2 separate regions of the Mus musculus genome follow, and region 1 is linked to region 2. Evidence: chromatin loops called from intact Hi-C (ENCODE). Cell type or tissue: heart. All regions are shown on one strand. Links, peaks and the distances in the headings refer to the core of each region. The heading gives the core; the rest is flanking DNA. Region 1 has its middle 130 kb from the start of Gm46483. Region 2 has its middle 140 kb from the start of Gm26367.

Evidence for each region. Peaks named below come from ENCODE experiments on the same cell type or tissue, not always from the same donor. Only the 100,000 strongest peaks of a DNase experiment are listed, where the experiment ranks them.
Region 1: a loop joins it to region 2, with 2.5 times the contacts of the local background. A loop is called at or near these places in 2 of 42 quality-filtered maps.

What each region holds. Positions count from the first base shown.
Region 1 is chr14:100,601,345-100,611,323 of GRCm38, reverse strand. No RefSeq gene overlaps it. Among named protein-coding and RNA genes, the nearest start is that of Gm46483, 130 kb to the left of the region's middle. In heart, for the core only: no CTCF peak of the experiment used is centred there; a DNase peak (open chromatin) is centred at 3,993.
Region 2 is chr14:100,553,560-100,563,538 of GRCm38, reverse strand. No RefSeq gene overlaps it. Among named protein-coding and RNA genes, the nearest start is that of Gm26367, 140 kb to the right of the region's middle. In heart, for the core only: a CTCF peak has its summit at 5,091; a DNase peak (open chromatin) is centred at 4,968.

The DNA of each region.
Region 1 (9,979 bases), core at 581-8,580, 48 kb before region 2:
TTCTGGGTCATATTCTCTCTCTCTCTCTCTCTCTCTCTCTCTCTCTCCCCCTGTGTGTGTGTGTGTGTGTGTGTGTGTGTGTGTGTGTGTGTGTGTGCTTTGTTTTACATGTCTCATGATTTTCTATTGAAAGATAGACATGTAGCAGAGCAGTGGAGGCTCACACCTTTAATCCCAGCACTTGAGAGGCAGAGGCAGGTGGATTTCTGAGTTCGAGGCCAGCCTGGTCTACAGAGTAAGTTCCAGGACAGGCAGGGCTACCTGTTTGAAAGAAAGAAAGAAAGAAAGAAAGAAAGAAAGAAAGAAAGAAAGGAAGGAAGGAAGAAAGAAAGGAAGAGAGAGAGAAAGAAAGAGAAAAAGAAAGAAAGAAAGAAAGAAAGAAAGAAAGAAAGAAAGAAAGAAAGAAAGAAAGAAAGAAAGAAAGAAAGAAAGAAAGATAGGTAGACAGACAGACATGTTAAGCAATTAAATGAGAGAAATCCCAAAGTCAATTCTTTTGTCTTTATGGTTTGGTATTTCTTACTTATTGTTATTATTATTGCTGTGTTATTTTGTTTAGTGACTTCCTCAGCTAAATCTATAAAATCTATTCATATTTGGCCACTGAAGACTCATCATCTCAGTTGTTAGCTAATAATTTAGACAGAGATATTTTTTAATGTCTTTAGTTAGTTTCTTCAGCTTTGCTGGGTGGTCTTTGTGTGAGCCTTGGGGCACACAGTTAAAGCTTGGATAGCTCCCAATACCACTGTAACCTTCATTCCTGCTCCTGCTGGGAAGCTCAAGGTTAGCCAAAGGTGAAAGATAGTTACTCTCAGATCTGGTGTGTGACTAGCTTTCTAGTTTCTCAGGACTCTATCAGAGCATTTAAGTCTCCTATGGACATCTTACACTCATCTGTCATTTGTCAGTTTTTTTTAATCTACCCTTTGCTTGCTCCCAATATTGTATTGGTCACAGGTATCTACAACAACAAACAATGACCACTGATTGCTTTCAGCAATTGTGTCTGAGACAAAGCTGTTGAACAGTAAGTGAATTTGGACTTGAGTCAAATAAAGATTATGTGGAAGTGCAGCCTGGGAAGAGCTCCAAACCCAAACAACATTGCCAGAGCTTTCTAATCTGCAGCTTTGCACAGTGGAAAAGCATTGCAAGGCTGTGGGCTTTCCCAGATTACCACAGACCTAGGGAGAGGGCATGAGAGTGGGCATAAGAGTGAAGTGAATCAAGATACCCAAACACTCTCTGTACTTGCTTGCAGATGATGTTTTTCGTGAATGGGTTTATTACTTTCTTGGTTTTTACCTAATGTCTCGAGCTCATAAAAAGGTATGATTTTGATCACCATTACAGTTTTCTTATGGTTTTTATGAAGTAGATTTTCAAAGAGACTTTCTATATACCATTGCAAGATATTTTGTGTTACTGATATTCAAGTAACAGTATCTGCATTACCCCCAAATTGTGTGGGATAATGGAGTATACGTATGCAGAATATGAAAGGAAACCCAAGAGAATATCTAGACACCGAGTGATTCAATATACAAACAACAGAGGGATTTATGCTAGGATGTAACTCATTTGCTCATTGCCATGCTGATCACTTAATTTTAGTTACTACTAAAAAATCTATTATTAAAATCGTGGGCTTATTTTCTCTAAATTAACCAGAGACATAAAGCCCACTCTCATCTGAATGAGCTGAAATACATAGTTATCTAAATGTTGTGGGGAGACCCTATGTAAAATCCAAGGAGGAAGGGAAAACATAACATTAGCTCCCAAAGAGAACAAAGTGGCAATTAAGATACTCATAAATTGAGATATCACCATCATTTGCCCTACTTCTGAATAGTGTTGACCACATCAGCTCCAGGAATGACTGTGTGGCAACAACAAATGGTCCTTGTGGTGGTTTGAATATGTTTGGCCCAGAGACTGTCACTATTAGGAGCTGTGGCCTTGGTGGAGGAAGTGTGTCTCTGTGGGCATGGGCTTTAAAACCTTCTTCCTAGCTGCCTGGAAGTTAGTCTTCACCTGTTGACCTTTGGAACAAGATGTAGAATTCTCATCTCTTCCCATATCATTCCTAACTCGACTGCCTTGGTGATAGTGGTCTGAACCTCTGAACTTGTAAGCCAGCCAGGATTAAAGGTTGTCTTTTATAAAGTTGTATTGGTCATTGTGACTGTTCACAGCAGTAAAACCCTAACTAAGAGAGTCTTCTTAGAGGGAGAGAATGTATTCTCCTTCATAAAGGAGCTGGACAAAATAGAGCATTTTACTTTGTCACAGAGATCTCCACAATAAAACATTAAGATATCTAATACATAAATATTACAATAATCATTTTTCTGCCTTGACCCCATGTGGGCCTGGTCTGCTTCACTGACCTTTGAAACACAACTGGAGTCTGGTGTGAATACAGCTCTTTCTTTCAGTATTGAGTTATAAAATTATGTCATTCATTTTTATCTAGTTGCTTGTAGAACCCTAGTGGATATAAACTACAATGATTCACATACTGCCTTACAGATAAAGCCTTTATGAAATTTGCCTTTTACTCTTGAATCTCATAAACCTGTCAGATACTAAAATATTGACATGCCATCATTATCATATGGTAGTCCTTCTTGTGTACCATGAAGACCAGCAGTCTACTCTTACCTGGATAGATACATCCCAGACTCCAGTGTGTGCTTGTAACCATAGCTAATACCAAATCCTATAATATCATGCCTTTTCCATCTTTATCAAGACTTTACAATACATTGCACCTTATTAACTTCTTTTGTTTGAGGTATGATAAAAATGTGTTATGAGTATCTTTTTCTTCCAAATTGTATTAAAAAGATCTTACTATAAATCTTACCTACTTTCACTGCTTTTCAACTATGCCTGCTTTTCTTGCCTTGCCAAGTTGGCACCTTTCATGTCTTCACTCTGAGAGAGCACTGAACAGCTTAGCTTTGACATGTCTGAACTGCCAGCATCACTACACAGACTTTGAGGACATTAGTAAGTGAAATAGCGTGCCCAGAATAGAAGGCCAATCAGAATGAAAGATCTGATGACTGATATGACAGCTCAGGGACTAACAGTCAGGTAGAATATACAGCATCTATGCACTATGCAAATGTATGATGTGTGTCCAGGAAGAAGTGCTGTGGGATAGTAAAACATTTAATTGTGCTATTCCTAATAGCACATGGGGCTAGCAAAATGGATCAATTGAGTAATAATGCTTGCTGCCAATCGTGATGATTGGAGCTCAGTCCTTGAAGGCTACATTGTGGGTAACAGAAAAGAACAGAAAAGTATACAATTTAAAACTGACTGTTTGTTTCTGGAATTTTCCATTTAATATTATTGGGTCACAACTAACCATAGTGACTATCATTGTAGAAATTAAAATTTCAGATAAGGGAAGGCTGAGTTTTTAACTTGTAAAAGAGGAATGTAAATTCTAGCCCTCACACCAAAGGGTATGGTCCACAAAAAAAAAAAAAAAAAAAAAAAAAATGTGAGACCCTTTGTACCCTTGAGAAGCTATTATGGGAGATTAAAACAATGCACATACTGTGATCACAGTTTTCTGTATTCTGTTATTTTCAAGATTGTGTTGATTGCTTTAATTCCAGAACTCAAGAAGCTGAGCCAGAAGAATTACTTTGAATTTGAGACCACCCTGAGCTATATGAGTACCAACTGGCCAGGGATTCATACCAAGACCTTGTCTAAAAAAAAAATTCTTCTCCTCATCATCATCACCATCATCATCATATATCATTTTCATCAATATCACCAGCCTTCTTCTCCTCATCATCATCACCTTTTTTCCCCTTTTCTTCCAATTCGAATAATGCGAGAATAGGTGAGCCTACCAACTTGAATATTCTGTTCCACTCTCAGAAGAGAAGCTAGGGCACAACCGAAGCAATATGAGAGCCTTAGAAGCAGGATGGATTTGCCAGCTGGACAGAGACCAACAGCTGAAGCAGGCTTTTAGCCAGCTTCTAAAGATGAGAAAGAGTTCAGCCAATTTGATGAGGCACACAAAGGGACATGGGAACTGAGTGGTGGAGAACAGAAAGCAAGCCTAGGCGCAAATTAAGGATGGAGAGCAAGACAGTTTTTGGATAGAAGGTCTATTGACCTTCAATACACAGTTTTGAAATATGTCATATCTAATGTCTGAAGTGTTCTTGTCACTGAGAAACCCATTAACATCTGCTAGGACATGCCATCAACTACCTCTTTACAATTCAGTTCTCATCAACAAAAGACTTGGTGTTTCTTTACTGAAGTCTTTTAAAAAAAGAAAAAGAAAAAGAAAAGAAAAGAAAAGAAAAGAAAAGAAAAGAAAAGAAAAGAAAAGAAAGGAAAACTTTCCAGACTTTTTGTATTGAAGTATATTTGTGAATTTGGCTTTCATTCTCTAAGCTGTGAAAAATGATTCAGGCTAAACTATATAAAATATATGCATTCACATGATATCAGCAAATGTATACATTTAAAGAGATATTAATGAATTGGGCTGTAAATGTAACAGAAAATGAAGAAAGCCACTTCATGAAGTGGTCTCAACAATGAAGAGGTCTCAACATAAGGAAAACCATTACTGAAAGAGAAAAGTACTGAAGTTGGCAGACAAAACGCCCAACATTGAACAGTACTCTTTTGACCCTGACTTAAATAGAATCGCTGTCCTAAAAGTAAGAAGTTATGTTACAATCAGGATATTATGAGAACAATGACTGTCCAGAATGCATCACTGAAAACCAGGGCCAAGAGGGTAAATGAAAGATATTAATGGACTATCAAGTTAAATAACATATGTCTACAGCATTGGAGCAAGTCAGTCATGGAGGCCCAAACCAAGGCAAAAGAAGCTATGAAGAACACGTAGAGGACCAATAAACTCATGTTCATTACCAACCATTGGCAACATCAGTGAACAAAATGGTGATAGAGCCTTTGGTCACAGGAAAATATGTATAGGTTGGCAAGTGGGAATTGAATATAAAAGAAAATCCATAGAAATCAATGAGTGGCAAATAACACATAACTCTTCCTTGCATTAGAATGCTAAGTAATAAAATAGAATAGAGGAAAATGCATTTTCTTTAAAAAAAAAAAAACCTATCGTTACATGCTAGAGTTTGTAATCATTATTTCTGGGAAGAATCATGTTCAGATATTCAAATTTGATGGCAAAAGTGTAAAAATGAATGGGATAATTCACAGAGCTAACATTTTCCCACAGGTCTCACTAACTCCTTGGAGAAAATTAGAACTTTATACTTGAGGACCAGGGCAGCTGCTGCCATAGCCAGCTCATCAAGGTAAAACAGTTCTAGTAAGAACACATCCAAAGTCCCGCTGGGGAGGGGCCTCGGTGGATAAAACGCTTGCTTTACAAGTTGAGAACCAAAATGTAGATCCTGAGAACCCACATAAGACAGTTAGATACGGTGTTCTACCTGTAATCATAGCACTCAGCTGTTAGAGACAGGGTTCCCCCAAGACAAGCTACCTATTTAGATAAGCCATAGTTGTCAAAGTCCAGATTCAATAGGAGAAGTGACCTCAGAAGATAAACATGTAAGCATGCCTACACCTATGCACGCATATAATACATTCAGAAAAAAATTAAATGGACAGAAACCACTCATCTTTCAGTAAGAATTATTGGGAAGGCTCCAATCTAACCATCTTAATATTTTGCAAGGGGACAAATTTTCAGTACTATTCGTATTCCTAAATTAGCTAGGTAATAAACACCTCTCAATATGAAATACATATAGAAAGATTCTCACAAGCCATCAGAATAGCATCTAAGAGTCATACACTGAAAGAAATGTGAAGATTTTTTTTTGTGATACCCACAACCTTGAGAAAGATTCTAGGGGACAAATGAGAACTTAGTTGTCTGTGGATAATTTTACTGGATTGTCACAAAAAGTAATGTGCCAAATTGCTGGCTTGAATAAGTAGGAATTTGACTACATACATGTATCAGGGGACCAGACATGAACACTATAAGTACTTTAAAATGTTTTTAGAGCTCTAAATTAGTTCAAAATAAAAGGCATTTTTCTATGTTCTAAGTATACGGAAAGAATGGTAGGAAACAATGACAGGAAGGGAAGAACAAAATAACGAAAGAAAGAAAGAAAGAAAGAAAGAAAGAAAGAAAGAAAGAAAGAAAGAAAGAAAGAAAGAAAGAAAGAAGAGGAAAGAAACAAACAAACAAAGAAACAAAAAGAGGGAACAAAGGAGATGGAGGAAAAAGGGAGGAAGGATGAGAGGATGGGAGGGAGGGAGGAAGGAAGGAAGGAAGAAAGGAAGGAAGGAAGGAAGGAAGGAAGGAAGGAAGGAAGGAAGGAAGGAAGGAAGGAAGGAAGGAAGGAAGGAGATCCTGTCAGTCTAGCAACATTTTCTGTTAATGTTTTATTTGTTCCTGTTGTGTAGTCATCACTCACTCCCCTGGTTGAAGCATTTCATACTGCAGAGAAGCTCTTTAAAACAGAAACTAAACTACTCAAAATAGCTTCTGGAAGTCCCTGAAACTGATCAGATTCACTAAGCCTTTCTAAGAGTAAACAGTAAAGACTCTGGAGAGTCACTCTCAGGAGAACCAAACTTCAAAGAAGAATCTTGAAATCAGACCAGCTGCCTGGAAGAAGCAGAGGCCATCTGAAGCTGTCTTGAATAGGTATAGACCAACTGAGCCACCTGGAAGGGAGGGTCTCCAACTTGCTGAGCTGCCTGCAGGCAGGAGCGTATGTTACAGGCTTCTACCTTTGTGAGCTGTCACCCATACTGGGCTGGGCTTCAATGATAACCTGTCTTGGCATCATTTCTGCTCCTACAAGTAACCCCTCACCCAAATTCCTGTAATTCCAATAAAACTCATGGGTTTACAAAATTGGACTTAGCTGATATCTGTACTTTGGTCTGTTGTGTGCTCCCTACCTGGGGTGTGGAGACAGGTGTGTTGCCTCTCCTCAGAAAAAGTCCTGTTGCAGTACAGTTTTTTTGTGATCTCTTCCCTCTCCTCAGGATAAGTAGAGAATTCATCATAAGGTTTTAGGGACAGATATTGTGCTGTACCTCTTCATGTTCATACTTCCCACCTATCTCCTGCCACCTATCACAGTAAGCCTTACTCAGACCCCCTATCTACTGCAACTGGTACAATTCTCCACAGTAGAGGCAGTGCATGGATTTGAAGTGCAAATGTGTGGCCAGGTGTTGACTCTATCTTTTCTGTAGCCTCAGTGTTCTTAAATAGTGGTCAGCTCTCTTTTCAGGCTTTTGACACTGCTACCTTTATTGTTTCATGGTACTTTTCCAATGCAAACTGACGTGGTCACTATGTATGTCTCTCTGCTCTCCACTGTGACTGGCCACATTGGTGGTGCCAACAGCATTTCTCATGCTAACTGGTCATTTTGACACTGCAAAGCTGCTTCCACAGCTTGTCCTAAGAAATGTACTCCTTGAGTTTTGAATTGAAACACCAGAGAAATAGTTTCATATTCACATCATCCTAGTAATAATTTTTTATTTATCCCCTAAAAAGAAACTCACTTAGATTTTAAAAATCTAAAGTTATCCTTTATCTTCTTTTCATCTCATGATGATGGAGAATAATGGTTTTTCAACGTATTTTCTTTAATATGTCCCAATCATTTTTGAATAATTAGTGCTAAATATTCATCAGTCTACACATACACAATCAAGCTATATAAGCAAATGATATGCAAAATAGTTTTCTACATTTGAAGCCATGTTTATGTTAATTGAGTTGCATTATAACTAATGAATATGTGGCTATACAGAAATGAGATTCAGCTTTCATAATACATACAGTGGGAAAATTTTTGATAAACTTTAGGACCATGGATTGATTCCAATAACTTTGCACTAAAGAAAGGTAGAGGGACACAAGATGGGAAGAGAGGCCCCTAGGTCTTGCAAACTTTATATGCCCCAGTACAGGGGAATGCCAGGGCCAAGAAGTGGGAGTGGGTGGGTTGGGGAGCAGGGTGGGGGGAGGGTATAGGGAACTTCTGGGATAGCATTTGAAATGTAAATAAAGAAAATATCTAATAAAAAAGAAGAAAGGTAGAGTGATAAAAAAAATCATGTGGTAGCAATGTTACAACTATGAAATAAGATGAGAATCTCAGATATAACCACCAGTTCCTAAGGCAATAAAATAATTTCATTAAAGAAAATGTTTGGACATTATTGCACAAGGCCACCCTTAGTTAATCTCCAGTGATGGATATTTATTGTAAGAACATAGAAATAAGTAAGAGAATTTAGAAACTTCTGTGTATCTAGGCTCCCAAGGAACAAGAGAAATTTTTACAAGTTTATAAACATGGAAACATAATAGTAAGAATGGTCATAGTGGAGAAAGAATTGCCATCAGGTTTACAGCCTTGCTGTGGAGATCTTGCCCTCATTCTTCTTCATTCCTGGGCTGCACACTTGGCTTATCTGCCTCCTCTCGACCACTGCCTCCTGTGCTGTCTCCACTCTGCAAGGCCACACAATTCTCACTGGTTCATTTCCATTGCTTCATGAATTCCTTTGGATCATCGTATTTTGTGGACTTGTCTCTGGATAGCACTTTGTTCCTGCATCATTTTGCATACTTTATATTTAACGCCCTTTAAATATAAGAAGAGCACCAGAATTGTCATTCATTGTTGGGCATTCAACTTTCATGATGGTCGTCTCGCTAATACCAATGAATTTCCTGTATATGGTTGCTGTTTAGTAAACAATCATTCTACGCTGAGCTCATGAGTGTCAGCAGTTACAGGTCAAATTGGACAAAACATAGAAATTTCTGCAAAGCTACTGAGCAGGGTTCTATAAATCCTGATGTCCACAATATGCCATGGTTTTCTAAAAAATAGCTAGAATACATTTTATAAACTTGGGCCTCTCTAATGAGCAATAATAAAAATGGTAGCACAGAATTGAGTATGACAATTTTTCTCAAAAGAAACTCACATGTATACTGCAAGGGTCATCCACTCTATTTTGCCAGTTTGTATCATTATAGGTGCATAAAATTAATTTTTCCATAACTACAATTAGCTCTATTACTGGGATCATTGGTGTGATGTGCCACATCAACTTAGGCTCTGAATGGCTGTTGCTAAACAAAGTGCTGACTGGACTGTAGAATGCAGGAGACTGTGCTGCAGCTCTGATCAGCCCTGTGTGCTAACTAGCTCAGCTAAGCAGCCTACTAGTTGCAGCATTTAAACATAGCCGCACACCCAAACACAGCCATCACCCACAAAGCCATCTGTGATGAATGTGATTCAATCAGCCCCTGGCCTCCAGGGCTCAAGATAACATTTCTACTATTGATAATATCAATTTATAATTTAATTTCTGGTCCTAGCTCTTAAGAGATAAGACTGTTTGCCGGGTTAAAATCTAATCCAGTTGAAGCTATTGGGCAGGGCTCTATAAATTCTGATGGCCACAAGATGCCCTGGTTTCCTTAAAAACAGCTAGAATACATTTTATCAACTTGGGTCTCTCTAATGAGCAATAATGAAAATGGTAGCACAGAATTTGATATTTTCTTATCCATTTATCTAGAAGCACAGCCTTGTGGCTCTCACTGACTGTGCCCTTTAAAAAGGACCGAAAAATACACTTGCTGACTGGTCTCTGGGCAGTGCTCCATTCCTTCAGTACTCTTCTATCTCTTTCTGCATATTTTAGATTTAAAATTCCATAAATATAAGAAAAACATCAGTTCAAGTAAAAGGCAGCTCCCTCTTCAAGGGGAAATTACACTATATCTTTATTTGATTTTTTTATTTGTTATTTACTTTTTTTTTTTAAGTTCTTGTTAAGATTTCAAAACCCACAGAATGATGAGCAGAGGTTATTATTCACAGCTGGAGATCCAGTTTCGAAGGGTCTGCCTTCT
Region 2 (9,979 bases), core at 1,246-9,245:
TTCTTTAAGTCCTCCAATCCACAAAACCTAGAAGAAAACCCAAGGGTCTTGATAAAGGCAAAATCCCACATTCATTCCTCTCTCCCTCCCCTTGCCCTCACCAATAACTCCAACTTTCCACCTAACTGTTGGGCATCTCACCTCCAGCTGTCTCCTTACGTTTCATCAGAACACCTGACTGTCGAACTCGGTGTGATCCTGGTGGGGACAGAGGGACATGGTTCCTGCCCCTAGGACAGGGCCCCTGTGTGAGATTCCATGACTGATGATGTCTGCTGTGAAAGTAAGGCTTGTTTGTGTAATAATATATATAATTTCAAATCCCTTTGAGGAATGGACTCTTCTGTTAATATTAATGACTCCATGATATTCTGAGACTGCATGAGTCCAGGAAGCAAAGGTGTGGCTAAGGTTTCCACAAAATGGTGAATGCTGGGACCTTCAGGACAGCTCTTAAAACTATGGGAAAGAATGCTAAATACATAAATGCATCATATATGTATATATACATATATATGATGTGTTAGAATCGCAGGTTGCATCTCAACAGCCCACTAGGACAATACAGTTCCATGTGGAAGAGGTGTGTATGTGTGTATGTGTGTGTGTGTGAGATATATATATTTAGAGAGAGAGAGAGGAGAGAGAGAGAGAGAGAGAGAGAGAGAGAGAGAGAAGGTAGTGGCAGAAAGAGAAGAAGGGATGAGAGAGAGGGAGGGGCATTCCCTTTATTTGTATGGAAAAATGACTTAAAAGGTAGGAGGTGAGCCCTATGGTGGCCATTGTTTGACAACAGGTCTGTAGGTCGGGCTGTAGCCTATGTGATGTCATAGGTTTGGGAAGTCCTGATGCCAACAATATGTATATTTATAAATACATATTCTCAACTATGCAAAACATAGAGATGCAATAAAAATTATTATATGAGGGGCTACATGAATCTAAAGGAGCTACACTTATGAGCCAGCTTGTCAGAAAGATATGAATGCAGGCAAGTTCAACCTGGGATGCAGCAAGTCGAGGCCCAGGTGTGGTAGAAATGGTAATTTCAGGGCATGGTCCCACCAACTTAGTTTATCTTCTGTACTTAACAAAGGTAAGCAGTTCTCTGAATTCTTTTGCAATAGTAAGAAAAATGTGAGGTTGTTGTCTTCTAAGAATCAAAGGGCTGAGTTGGTGAGATGCTGATTCATAAGATGGTCAAAAGGGAACCTGGAGTAAATGACTCTATTGATATGTAAAATAGAACACTGGACCGAGCTATCCAGAACTGAAACACACACACACACACACACACACACACACACACACACACACACACACACACACACCTGCATGCGCATAAGACTTGGACAGAGAGATCTCTTAGAATAGCAAGCAAGCAGAATAAAGACAGACAAATCTCCACAAAAAAAGCAGAACATAGAAGCAGACTGAAAAATCTTAGATCTACAACTTGACTTTCTTGATTTGAGTCATTCTTTTAGACACTTCCAAACATGCTTTCTCTCAGAACTGCTCTCCATGCCAAGGTTGGTCTTTCGTACCTGGCCTTTCTTGAGGTCACACACTTGGTTACATTTTCTCTGTGTGTCACTTAACAGCATACCTGAATCAGTATTGCCTGGTAAATCACTACATTGGCATTTGGCAGTGCTGAAGAGAAAAGCAAGAACAACATAAAAAGAAACTATAACAAAAATCATAACAATCTCACTTCATAATCTACCCTAGCAACACCATAATCAACTCCTTAATTAACCCCAAATGATGAATTAGAATCCTGTTAGTAATCATCCATCGCAGCAAGGATGATTTTACAAATTTGTGTCCAACTATACATTTTTATATATATTTTGATAATTTAAAAAAAAATTTCTATGATGTATGAAAAGCATATATATATAAATATATATATATATATATATATATATATGATATAAACAGCCTTCTCTAAAAGCTCTAAAAGAAGTCTCATGATCCAGCTTTATCCAGTAGGATTTTCCACAAATATTCTGGCTGAAAGAAATTGTATTTAAACTAGCAAGTAAAATTCAGATAATATGCAAAGCTTCCTTATCATGTGAATTATTTAGGTGAGCAGAATTAGAATGGACACCTATATACCTGTCCAGTTTAATTCGTTTTATTATCATAAACATTAAGAGTAATAACAAATAGCTCATCTATGCTCCAGTAAAATATTTATTAGTTTTAAAACTTACAAAAGAATGAAGAACAATCTGTTCATTTAAATTCTATAACACTGCTTAGCCAAATAAAATTCATACAGCCTGCATTTTACACTTATTGGGAATCTAATAGCTACAGAATAATAAAGAAACTAAACAAAATAAAGCTGATCTTGTCTATCAATTGTTTACATTATCTTCTTTGGAAGTAAATGCCTATAAGTGTCTCAAAAGGCTTAGTTAACAATTGTTTTTAACTAGGATTCCTATTGCTGTGATTAATCAACATAACCAAGAGTAACTTAAGGAGGGAAAGGTTTATTTCACTTATGTTTTCGGGTAACAGCCTGTCATTGAAGGAAGTCTGAACAGCAATTCAAACAGGTCAGGGACCTAGAGGCAAGAGCTGATGTAGATGCCATGGAGGGATGCTGCTTACTAGTTTTCTCTCCATGGCTTTCTCAGCCTGCTTTCTTATAGAACCCAGGACCACAAGCCCTAGGATAGCTCCACACACAGTGCCCCTGGTCCTACCACAAGAATCATCAAGCAAGAAATACCACCACAGGCTTGCTCACAGGCCAAGCTGGTGAAGGCATTTTCTCAGCTGAGGTCCCCTCTTCTAAAATGACTCTACCATGTATTGCCATGTATTAAGTTGACATAAAACTAACTACCCACATAACAGATGAGCTCCACCTTCAACTCTCCTCTGAAGGGTTCATATACCCACAGGTGCCCAAATCAGGTATCCCATTGCAGGAGCTCTAGATGACCAATTCTTAATAGATAGGCTCCAAGGGAGAGTGAAACTTCTGTTTATTATTGTCTACAGGATCAAATGAGATCTATAATATTTCCTGCATTTTTAAGTTTTCTCCGAAACCAATATTCTAAGAATACAGTACCAAATGATGGTTTTCAGCTGGTAGCTCTTAATTGCTGAAAATATATTCACACTGTTTGGTACTAGCAACTATTGTGTTTTTAAATAAATGCTAAATTGCATATATGTTTGATTAAAAATAATGTGGTTTTATCCTCACCTCTTGAGACTCTAATGTTTTAAATGCACTGGAATTAATCCAACACACACTTTAAGATTCAATTTTTTTTTTAAATAAGAACCTTTTTTTTAGGGCAGAGAATGAAGCTCAGTAGTAGGGTACCTATCTTCTGTAAGACTCTTGCTTCCATCTTCAGTGCTGCAAAACAAATAAACCAAAATAAATTAGGATCTTGTTATCTACAGATTAAATCATTTAACAAAACCCTTTCTGCAAGTGTTGCAAGAACATGGACAGAAAGCCTTCATCGAGTAAATGCCATGCTCACAGGAAGCCGTGTGCAAACACACATTAAGACACGATACCAGTCATACACAAGGACAAATTCAGGGAACCCGGACATCATCAAACTGGGTAAGAGTGACAGTCGCTGGGTAATAGTGACAGTCGCTGGGTAATAGTGACAGTGGCAAATGGGAGTTTATGGAGAAAAAATATCTCAACAACATCTAACACAATTATTTCAAAGCAACAAATCCTGCACTTGCAACCCAGAGGCCAGAGACTAATATGTTCAAGGCTAACCTGCGCTAAATATGATAGCCCTTGCCAAAATACAATGTATTCTTTGAGAGGGAAAAAAAAGCGCCTGTCAGCGCACCTGATTATTCGATTTCAGTCTTCCTGGTGACTAACCTGGTAGAAGAGAATTTAATCCAGTTAGTTGTCCTCTGACCTTCAGGTGTATGCCTTGTGAAACTTGCATGCATATGTGTGCACACATACACATAAACACACACTAAATAATAAATAAAGAAGTAAATTAATAATTAATAAAATGTAATCAAAACTTCAAGAAGAAAATAAACTTCTTTAAAACTTTTTAGGAACAAAGTAAAGTTCGCCATAAACTGACCTGTGAGAAGACAAAATTTTGATCTTCCAAATATCCCCACGTGCCTTTAAAACATTTCAGCCATAGTCACACCGGACAACAATTTTTGTTGTTGTTGTTTGTTTTGTTTTTTTTCTAAGACTTTTCGCATCAACCCCTTGAAACATGTTTTAAATTGTTCAAAATAAGGTTGAAAAGGCCAACTCCAGAAATTTCCAGAAACACCTTATCAAACTTCTATTTAGAATATATAGTGACTTTCCCCACAGCTGTCCGTTATTTTTTTACCCCAAGGGGGAAAAATCAAGCAAAGAAATTAAACTGAAGGCAGATTTTAAGACTCGTCCACAGTCTATTTAGAATCTGTGAATTAGACAAACCAGGTTTCATTCCATAAAATACATTTGATAATTGGAGTCTTCGTGAATTTACAGTGATAATTATTATGTCAAGTATGATATTAGATGGGGACTTTGGGATCCGTGTTCAATTGTTTACCAACACACCAATTCTTGATAGTCATATCTCTGTCATAAAGATCCTGTCTCTAATACAGTGTCCTGGGGAGAAGGAAGCTAAATTCATGACATGATCAAAAACATCAAATAAAATTATAAACATGTGCCAAAATAATTCACTTACTCTCTCTGTTTTCTGGCTAAGCATGATATTACAAAACACTGTGGAAATTTTGCTTGTACATGTGCATAGAATTAGAGCCCAGGTTCCTTACATTACCTGACAGGCCTTTCTTGCATCCCCTCTCCCTTGATGTGCACAGGAAACCGTTTGCTAATGACATTGCCAGGAGCCCAATGACCAAAACCATTGGGCTGTGTTACTTTCATTATTTTTTATTCAATTGCTTTCCCAGCTTTCTGGCTCCTTCCCAGCTGGCTGTGAGCCAGGAAGTCCATGACCCAGCCCCTCTCTTCCACCACCGCTGTTAGAAAATCTTCCTGCAGCTGACTTCCCTGGGGCTCGTCCCCTGGCTTTCCCCCTGGTGTGCATTCCGCAGATTCAGATCTGGGTTCTTGTTTTTCTTCCACACACTCACTAGTCCACAAATATCAAGAATTCTCTCCACTAAAGCATGCTTAAAGATTACTTCCTACTGTAAAAAGAAAATGGAGAGCAAAATATGTATAGCTTGATTTGAAATCCATAAAACTGATAAAGCAGAGAAAGAAACTAAACAGAAATATCGGATGTTTCTATTTCTAGATATATTATTTTCTACAGTCAGCTCTCTCTTCCTTCCTCATGTTCTTTATGTTCTTTATAGTAATGCTTAGGTCTTCTTTTTATAAAAAAAAATTGACTACTGATATTTTCAAATGAAGAATTTCTTTTAAAGGTTGCATAATTGACTGGCTTTTTAAAAGCCAAATTGAAAAGCCATTCATAGTGGCTCTTTTCTTTAATTCCAGCACTTAGGAGTCAGAGGTGGGCAAATCTCTGTGAGCTCAATGCCAATCTGGTTTATATAGTGAATTCTAGGACAGCCTGTGAGACTTAATGAGACGTATGAACGAGAGTGAGAGTGAGAGTGAGAGAAAGAGTACTGATAGTGTTCAACAGGAAAATGATACTATTATAGTATCTGACTTCTGTCAGTATTTAAATTAAAGTACACCTTGGAGGCTAAAATAAAAACTATAAAAATCAGGTATGGTAGTGAACATGTGTAATCCCAGCACTTAAGAGTACGAGGCATGACGATTGGACATTCTAGACCAAGTTGAACTACAAAGAAAGAACATGTCGTTTTTAAGACAAATTCCAACAAGAAAGTGAATAGACTAATTTTTAATATTAAAACATATGATAAGAAAGCAAAAGGCTAGAGCCACTGCAGGAAGATGGTGAACTAGGAGATGGTTGGCAGGGAATGAGGGGAGGCAGTCGTGAGGGAGACAGGTGAACACCGGGTGTGCTGACACATACCTGTGAAGATGCCACAACAGCGCTCCTCCCTTAAAAACTCACTTAAAACAATCAGAATACTAGCCAATTCTTAAATGGAAAGATAAGCTTCTGGTTATAAATGATATTTAATTATGAGTATTATACTTTTACTTTCTCTTGTAAGCTGAGTAAGATTATATTTGTATTTTCTACATACATTCTTATTGTTTCGAGGTTTTCTTTCTTCTAAGTTTTATGTTTTCTTTTATAAGATACACAGTGTAATACAAATATTATTTAGCTCAGTTTACTTATTCTATAACCCCCACATATGTATATACACACATATACATACGTATATATGTATATTTCAAAACACATTCATGGTAAACATATATGTTTGTCATGAAATAGTTCATGGTAAACATAAGTAATTCTTATTTTTCAATTCAATAAGTAAATGAGAAATTCTGATTTGTGTTTCTCTAAATGATGAAGGTATTCCTCATTGGCCTCTAAGCTGGCCATCCTCTTAACCACTTGACTATGATATCATTGGTCACAGCTAAGTAAAGAAGATGTTCAGCCCAATGGTAAGAGCTCAGCTTAGTTTCCTTCTGCATAAATAATATATGTCCATGGGAACCAGGCTCCAGAGATGCCTAAAAATGATACAGTGAAGTGGAAGACCTGTGGGAGTTTCTGTGCTTAGAGAGAAGGGCAGACGTATTAGGTGGATGTTGTAAGGGAGCGCTCTTGCTTGGTTTTGCATACATCAGCAAAAGATTTTTTTAAATGATTTTTTTAAAGCAAGAATAGCAACTAAGGCTTAAAAGAGCCATAATAGTAGAAAACAGTTGACGTGTAACTTCCCTAAATATTAAATAGAATATGAAGATAATAACTTGAGCCTAGGTGTGTGACTGAGTTCCAGCTTAGTGTGTGTAAAGCCCTTGATTTTATTTCTAGTCCTGACAAAAGGAAGAAGGCAAGGCCAGTGTTGCCCTCTATCCTGAAAAAGTATACCCTGAGCATCCACTCACAGCCATATCATGACTTAGCATACAGAACAGTTATAACATCACATAGCATGAAACCTCAATTTTTGATGGTGAAATTATACTCAAAATTATTTTCATTGACTGTCATGCGCATTTTATTGTTTTTAAGTGGGCTTTTAAAGAAAAGACATCATTTATTCATGTAATATAGAGACTTCTAACATGCTCTTAATAGTATAAACCTTAACAATAAATACCCCCTTTGAGGAGATGAGCATATGCTAAAAGTTGAGAATTTCATTCAGGAGAGATTCCACCATCGAACTCACCATGAACCCCTCCCCACTACTTCCAGTTCTCACCTGTCTTCACCAGGTCTCATGAAAGGACTCAAGGGCGTCCATAAAAACAGTTCTATCAACACCCTGGGACAATCTCTATTTGGGCTATAAATAAAGTCAAAAGGTGGAAACAGAAGTAAGAAAAGAAATAGTTTCAAAATGGAAATGACTGACAGGAAGAAATAAGCTTGTAAGAACTGTTAGCTACAGGACTATGAGTGACATACAGCAACAGTGGAGTAACTTGGAAATGCCATGGTAACGGTTTCAGAGTCAGAAGTCAATGAAAAAGCACATTACCCTCTCCTGATAGAGCATCTTTCTCTCATGTAATATGCACTTTCTTTCACATCTCTGTTCAATCAAGCTCTGCCTACAATTACCTCTGCTTTGCTGCCTTCACGTAGACAGTGCCAGCCCTCCCTAAAAATACAGCTTAAGTCTCACGTTCCTCATCCCTGTCTGGTCTAGAGCACCTCCATCTTAAACTGTAAACTCAGTCTTTTATTGCTAGTTACATGTCTAAGGTCCTTGCAGCCAAGGACTGGGTCTTTCATCATAACCACATTGTGTATTGTCTAAAAGTCACTCATGAAACATTTTCTTGGAAGAATGGACAGGATATAATGTAATTGAAAGGCTGAAGCACCATCCTCCTATAATGTTTAAGGAATCTTTTAAAGGAATCAGAGGTGATTCCCTCTGGGTTTTACACCAGCTGAATTTAAGTTTAAGGAAGATATTTTTCTAAAATCTTTTTTTTTTTTTTTTTTTTTTTTTTTTTTTTTTTTTTTTTGGTTTTTCGAGACAGGGTTTCTCTGTATGGCCCTGGCCCTCCTGGAACTCACATTGTAGACCAGGCTGTCCTGAAACTCAGAAATCCGCCTGTCTCTTCCTCCCGAGTCCTGGGATTAAAGGCATGCACCACCACCGCCCGGCCTAAAAATCTTTCATAACGAATATTAATTTTACTTTTCTCTTCTGGTTTTTCTTACTTTCTCCTTTGTCATTCACAAGGTAAAGAAAAGAAAAACACGGGATGAAACAGAAGTGAATGAAAAAGCGCATTACCCTCTCCTGATAGAGCATCTTCCTATCCAGTGCAGGTGGACAGAATTGATCAGCGTCACTATTTTCAGGTGTTTCGGGTGTTTAAGGAGTCAGATAAAGGTCAGTATCTGTTCTGAAGCAGGTTGCTTCTCATCCTTACTCTCTAAATTTCACTTTTATGTAAATAACTTTTGAAGCTTTGAAGGAATTAATATAGTAGCCAACCTAACCTAATTCTCTGATGAATACTGAGAAATATCCATAAAGTCCTTCAAACCAATATCTTATTGCAAACACAGATGACCATACTCTCAGTGTGAGAGTTCCAAGAGACCAAGCTCCTCAGCAAAGTATTTCCAACAATGCTTTATTAACAATGAAATAGAATCAAGTACAAACACACCCTGTGTGAACAAGAGAAGAAAAATAATTTAAACCCTTGCCATTTTCCGGCTTAGATATGTTACCTACGTCCAATTTCCTGTACTTAGGTAGTTGTGTAGAGTTTAAGAAATGAAAAACCATGGCAACAAATTAGGCATTGCCTATACCTATCATCCAATGTGAACATTAATAAGACGTAATTATATTTGAAACTAAGTTATCTATTGCATAACTTTTTAATGCAGTGTGCCTTCTCCTCGTGCTGAATAGTCATGTTTTTCTTAAGCAATAAATTCATACAAGTTAAGGCTGTCTTGATACCTGTGTCAAACAGACCTGGGGAGATAATAAGGAGAGACATTAAGAGAGTCTACATGGAAACAAATGGGCAAATGTTTTAAGTCAATATTAAGTCTTTCTTTGGCTTGAAAACTCAACCTATTTTTGAAATGTAAAGACTAAAATTTATTTTGGCTTTTTTTTTTTTAGAAAGGTCAAGTTCTAGCCTTAGTTAATCAAATATGAAATACAACAATCTAACTAGCTTATGAGAAAAAAAAACACATAAAGATATGCTTACAACATTTTAGAGTCATCTGGAAATATTTCAGCCCATTATAATATGCCACTATGAGTCATTTGTTGGAAATTATTTTACAATTTTTAGACATGACAGAGTTCCATTAAACAATGTTTCCTAATTTTTCATTGAAATTTAAAAAAACATATGAAATAATTTCTTAAACAGAACTTGGATTCTCTGAGCTTTTAGCTTGTTTTGAACTACATCTGATAATGAGCCAAGTTACCAACACAAAAGGAATTTTCTAATTCGCCTCAATAAAATTAGTTTAAATGATACAGGCAATTACATAAATACTCAGTCATGAAAAGCACTCTCATAGACAGACAGACACACAGACACACACAAACATACACAGACACACACAAACACACACAGACAGACACACATACACACAGACACACACACACAGACACACACACAGACACACACAGACATACATACAGAGACACACACACATACACTCACACCACTTTTTGGCAGTCAGTGGTAGACTCTAAACCAACAACTCCTTTACTATGATCTATGATCCTTTTTTACACAATTAATAAAGAAGAGCAGAAGCAGTGACAATAATGTGATACCCTGGGTCTCACCCTGGACCCTCAGCCTGGCATG